Linked DNA regions of Mus musculus: region 1 is linked to region 2. The links are chromatin contacts, found by Hi-C or POLR2A ChIA-PET in ENCODE. All regions are on one chromosome and are shown on one strand. The core of a region is the stretch at or near the end of the contact, and the rest is flanking DNA. Distances in the headings are between cores, read along the strand shown. Region 1 holds the start of Dzip1 (DAZ interacting protein 1). Region 2 overlaps Dzip1 (DAZ interacting protein 1).

Region 1 (3,282 bases), core at 435-2,934, 34 kb after region 2:
TGAAATTAAAAAAAAATGTCATTCAACATATCTTAAAACGGTGAAGTTAAAAACGGATGGGATCTTCGACCTTCAGCTTTCTATGAAGATTTACCGGGCTACAGTATTTACCTTACAAATCTGTGTTGGTGCTGCATTCTTTAAAAAATTCTAGCAGCGACTTGCAGACCCCAGGCCTCTCATTGTAGGGGTCTTCTGGAGGCTGCCTGTGGTTACCTCCGGGATCAAGGAGCTGAGGAAAAGCCAGGCATTCCTCAATCCACCAGGGAGGCCCTGCTTGGACCAACCATCAGGAAAATTTTTTTCTTTCCTAACAACCAAATACGTGAACAGAAGAAAGGAAAATACAATTCACAGTAACTATCTGGAAGTAAAGTTGGAACCAACTATTTTGAGCACTTTCCATAGTAATATAAATAAATCCACATGAAAGTGTCCAGGAAATAAAACATACACTTCATATAAGGCACACATTCACAAGATTCTGAGGCAATAAGAAAATCACATTTTACTGCAACCTAGCACAGAAGCCCTAAGAATATAGACCGTTTTAAAGACTGGTTCTTTCATGTATTTGATGCCTAGCTTAGAACACATCTGCTGACCTTAGCCCTCAGTTTCCCCGTGTGGGTTACGGACCTGGCAGGTTTGTGGATTCTGGGCTCCATCCACTGGGCTGGCAGGATCAGCGGGAACAGGGGAGGTGTGTCGCTCACCGCTGTGTTTCAAGCACCTAGTGCAGAAAGGAAAGGGCGTTTAGAATGTGCTTGGTTAATTAAACAAAAAACAAAAATCAAAAAAACGGTCGACTGACTTAGGTGTTCAGTAAAAAAGATAATGGCTCCAGGCCCATACCCTCCTATTTTCTTTGCCTTTGCCTTGCTAAACGGGTGAACCTTTGCTCTGTTCCAAAGGCTCTCTAGCTGAACCTGGGAGAGGCTCCCGCGCTTCCGCAGCAGACCCAGTAAGAACCGGTGCAGGCCCAAGGTCTTGGCAGTCCATGAGCTTAGGGCATCTGCGGTTAGCCATCCTTACCCCCTAGGTCGAATCCTCCACAAGATGGCCGGAACAGGAAGGCAGGGGGCATACTTTCCTGTTCCCCTACTCCCACCCCAGACTGGGTTCCCAATCCTGTGCAGCCTATGTTCTGGGCACACTGCACTGTACTGCTGGCCTGATGAACCCGAAAAGACAAAGGCTTGGGAAGCCGGGTTGAGGGGAGCTGCAGATCTGCAGTCTTGCGGATCTCAGCAGACAGAATAGGGAAGAAGGCCCGACTTCGCCAACAGAGATGCGAGATGCTCTGTGTGGCTGAAGTCCGGCGGACGCCCGGAGCATCCTAGACCTCGGCTCACCCCAGCTGCGCGCTCCTGGGCGAAAGCCGGGCGCTGCAAGGCACGGGGAGTCACGGGGGATCCAGATCCCGGGATTGCTGCTGGCGCAGAGGCGGGGCTCGCCGAGGCCGAGGAGCAACTGAGCAGCAAGAGGCAGGCGGCTCCTTCTTCCAGGGCGCAAGATAAAGCGTGTCTGGTCCGGGCAAGTTGTGACGAGGCGGGTAGCCCAGCGTCGCTCCTTGTCCTCCCAGGCTCCAGGCCGTGGGTGGTTAAGGCTGCCCCACCCCCCTCCCGCCCCCTCCCCTCTACGGTCTTCTGGTGGCCTCTTCTCTCCGCTTACCCGGCTCCTCTGGCAGCTGGGCGGGACCGCCCGCGCCTAGACCGCAGCACTAAAAAAACGCTCCTCCAATCCCGCAGCTGCTGCAGACACGTGATGCTACGCTGAGCTCTGTTGCTGGCTCTGGGTGCTAGCCCCGGGAAGACTTTTTCAAAAAGAACCCAGATTCACTTCTACAGGGTAGTAATTCTCTCTTTCAGCTCGCTGATTCCTCTGAAGGGCAGCTGTGATTTTTCTTCCCAGAAAAGTTGCATTTTAGCTGGAGATGCCTGCAGATAAAAGAGAGCTTCAAGGGTCTAATGCGGATGTGCTCTAGAGCTAAGAAAAGGTGTGAGCGCCTCTTTAACCTGAAGTTGGAACTATGATCCTGCTGGAGAGGAAGGATCCCCGTATGCTCAATAGTGCCTCTCATAAAAACACCCTATCTAAGGGGATGATATTCACTCACGATGAGTGTTGGATTCTGAAACTAACAAGATGACAGAGCAGAAGTCGGCAGGAACTAGGTTTTTAACACACTTGATGGAAGTCCGTATTCTGCCTTGAGAAGGCTAGGCTGATGGGTTCCATGGCAGGCTTCAGATTAGCAGTTAAGGAGACTAGGCCTAAATCTCTGTTTTTAAGAACTGGGCAATTGGTCCAGGCAAGTCCAGGCCTCAGAAGCTGCCCTGACAGCTGGTCTGAGGCAAGGACAATGGGTCAGCAACAATTTCCAGACCTCCCCAGCTCCCACACCCTGGTAATGGAATGCCCATAGAGATGGACCTAACAGATGGAGGTCACCTACCTCAGCATCCCTTAATGTGCTTTAAATCCGGCCTGCGAGCTCACTTGGTTGACTCTCCATCTTGGAAGTGGGAGAGCCCAGCATGGTGGACTTCTGCAGAATAAAACATTCTGCGTTTACATACTATTTGAGTCCAGGGTATCATTCTTTGGCAAATCATGGACCCTTGCAACCTGAAAACTATCTTATAGCTGGTCTTTCAGTTAACTGAGATCTATTTAAATTCAATTCGAAGAATTAGAAGAAATCACAAATGCGGGAGATATTAGCACAAAATAATGTGCTGGTTAGTTTTCATCAACTTGACATTAACTATGGTCACCTAGGAATACAGAACCTAATTAAAGAATTGCCTCCATCAGATTGGCCTGCAGGCATGTCTGTGGGGCATTTCCTGTGTTACTGTTTGATATGGGAGGGCTCAGCTCACTGTGGGTGGTTCCACTTTTGGGCAGGTGATCCTGAATTCATTCTCCCCCTCCTCCTCTCCCCCTCCCCTCCCCCTTCCCCTCCCTTCCCCCTCCCCCTCTCCCATCTGATTGAACTTGAGGAGTAAGCCAGTAAGCAGCACTTCTCAGAGGTCTCTGCTTCAGATTCTGCCTCCAGGTTCCTTCTTAAGTAACTACCCGGGCTTCCCTTCTTGATAGATTGTGTTCTGATAACCAAGCCAATGTAAAGCAAGTGAGCCCTTTCCTTCCCAGGTTGCTTTTGGTCACAGCTGTTGTTATGGTTTATGTATGTTCAGCCCAGGGAGTGGCACTATTAGAAGATGTGGCCCTGTTGGGGTAGGTGTGGCCTTGTTGGAGTAGGTGTGCCACTGTGGG
Region 2 (2,817 bases), core at 292-2,791:
AATGAAGGCCAGTCTGTACAAGGGAGCTTAAGACCTGACTAAAGAGAGCCATATCTGTCAGGTGACAACCTTAGGGACTGTCCAAAGCCAGATTTGGAAGAAGTTTGTCAAATAAACTATCATTCTGGATTCTACCTCCAAGAAGGTTCATTTCCTTCAAAAGCACTGAACAAATGCCTTCCTCACGCTTGCAAGACGTGTTTCTTCTTTCAGGCTGGCTGCAAGAAACGCCCCCATCTTCCAGTACTCATCTGCCTTAGCAGATGGGACGTGGATCTGTGAAAGATCTTACACAAAATGTCTCTTGCTTAACATGTTCTCCAGATACCCATCTGATCACAGCACTAAGTCATATTCTGTTAAGTTAATGTTTTTTTCTTTCATCTTCTTCTTTTTTTTTTTTTAAGGCAAGGTCTCACTGTAGCCCAGGCTGGCCTCAAAGCCAGTGACAGAATGGTAAGATTACAAGTGTGAGCCAAAATGTTCACCTATTAATTAAGTTTCACTAAAAACAAAATTAGCCAAATTAGTTTGCATATTAAATAGCAAAAAAAGAAACCCTACAGGAAGACACAGTTTTAATATTTTGCTATTCTTGATCGCTCAGCTGGAAATATAAAGTATATATGGTAATGTTATTACAAGTCAGAGGTTGCCTTAAATCTTACACTTTCAACATTTGTGAGGCTGATTAACTGCCAGTGCTTTAGAAAACTCTTCACACACACACACACACACACACACACACAATTAAAAAATAGGACATTTTTCAAGGTCTACATATTGGAATACTTATTTTTTCACCTCTCTTCCTGAGCCAGAGCTATACAAGGAGACCCTGTCTAGAAAAAGAAAAAAGAAAACAAGAAAAAAACAAAACAAAACAAAACACACTCCCAAAAGAACCCAGAGTGTTTGGGGCAGACACCGGTGGTCACCACCCTTGGGAGGGAGGGAGGGAGGGAGGGAGGGAGGGGCGTGATGAAGCAGACTTCAAGCACAGCTGGAATACACAAAGTCCTGCCTCAAAAACAGATTTTTGTAATAAGAAAAGATAATTACACAATTTTTCATAAGCTTTAAAAATATATAAGTAATTTTAAGGAATGCCAAAAGAAATATGCAAGCAAAATCATTCCTCTAAGGCCTCTGACAGCTCCCGCATCGCATACTGTGGATATTATTTGCTCTATTTCGTACCCGGTGCTTACATCCTGGGTTCATTTTTGACGTTAAGAGTGATTAGGGGACGGGGGCTATGGCTCCCAGGCAGAGCCCTGGTCTAGCATGTGCAAGCCCTGGGTTCCAGCCCCAGCACTGCTACAGAACGGTAATCTGGAAATGGAAACGTTCTCATTCGTTTCAGGCTAACACTGTGAGAGGCCACTCTGGGACACACGGTGTCACGTTGTCAGGGATACGATACACGAGCCCCATCTGTATCAAAATAAAGGATTTCTGCTTTTCCGTTTCCTGACATAAGAAATCTCTCATTAACTTACCCGCAGAAAATTCAATCAAGCAGAAGATTAGGGGACCAAAATAACAAAATGCTGCACATCACACAGGTCGAAACACACAATCCACATCTAGGCGGCTCTTGCTTTCAGTACCGTGCGCTATACAGCGCAGACATGCACTACCAAGGTCCAGACCCGAGTGAACAAGGAAACCCCAAAGCTTCGTTACCTTTTTCCTCCTCTGAAGAAAGTTCTTCTATTGGTTCCAGTATGTGTGAAGAGAACACTTGCTCTGTCAATGAAGAAGAAAAGGAGTTACACGAATACATTTGTTTGCTTCCAAATAATTTATACAGACATACATAGGTATATACAAGCTACTATATGCACATATCCCCCGATATATTTTGCCTAAATAGCAAAGATCTATTGGGAAATACTAAGGCAATAACTTCTGATTTTATTATTTTAGTTTATTTATTTATTTATTTATTTTTAAAGATAGGGTCTTATATAGCTGAGGCTGGCCTTGAACTCTCTTTATAGTGAGCAGTGACCTTTAACCTTGATCCTGCTTCCACCTCCTACACGGTTGGGTTGTGAGCATGGTCCACCATGCCTGGCTGAGGCGGCAACAACTGGCCACTTTTTCAGGAACTCTCCGATTTCTAGGTATTCTCTATTAACTTCAATTATTTTTAAATTACATATTTCGAGGACTCAAGCCTCTCATGCCTTAATCTCTCGCTGACACATGAGATACAACTTAAAAAGTTCTTTCCCATGAGCCATCTGTTTAAAATACAACAGCAGAGATAAAGCCAAGTAGAAGCCAGACCGTCCGTCCAAGAGGGACGGATTAGAACTTCATAGCACACACCTATGCCTGGCCACCTGCTGGAACTCTTAACTTTTGGCTAGGAGAAGCTGGCAAAGATGAAAAGAGCGAGTAAAACTCGAGTGTGAAGCAAGAGCGGGTAAGCAGTCACACGGAGACACAATCTTACAGATATCCAAGGCCCCAAACTCCAGCTCTGTCTTAGAGAGCCCCCAGGGCGAGGCTACAGGCTGGAGATGAGCCTGGCCTTACAGTAGGGTGAAGTGGAGAGAGCTATCCCATCTCACCCAGGACATGAGTTGGAGACTGGGAAATACGATGCCCGGTTGACTTTTACCAGGGACATGACTTTTATCCATCTGCACAAGGAAATCTGCCAGGAGCTCTATCAAACCAAGCCCCATCCTGGGAAGGGATGAAAGACACATGGGGAAGGTGCTGGGGCAGGGGCCGTGGCGGCATTCGGGATTGAGGCACCGGCAACAGGCAACCATCAAGCTGGCTTACAGGATACACAGC

Evidence for each region. Hi-C counts contacts between places; a loop is a spot of excess contacts on that map. ChIA-PET counts read pairs that join two places held with the same protein, here RNA polymerase II (POLR2A).
Region 1: a map of left cerebral cortex shows a loop between it and region 2 (6-fold over the local background). The contact joins the promoter of Dzip1 here to the enhancer-like site in region 2. A Hi-C loop is called at or near these places in 1 of 37 maps with a recorded cell type or tissue (left cerebral cortex). POLR2A ChIA-PET finds 5 or more read pairs at or near these places in 2 of 5 experiments (Patski and embryonic stem cell).

Annotation. Positions count from the first base shown.
Region 1 is chr14:118,923,786-118,927,067 of GRCm38, forward strand. Dzip1 (DAZ interacting protein 1) reads right to left here and starts at 1,685. Exons shown (of 22, transcript NM_025943.3): 1 at 1,356-1,685; 2 at 640-733.
Region 2 is chr14:118,890,081-118,892,897 of GRCm38, forward strand. Dzip1 (DAZ interacting protein 1) reads right to left here. Exons shown (of 22, transcript NM_025943.3): 14 at 1,690-1,752. Among named protein-coding and RNA genes, the nearest start is that of Dzip1, 34 kb to the right of the region's middle. Within about 2 kb of position 1,542, at least 1 of the 3 ENCODE cell types and tissues checked has a DNase peak (open chromatin) inside an H3K27ac peak, as active enhancers do; it is left cerebral cortex, where a contact is called at or near this core.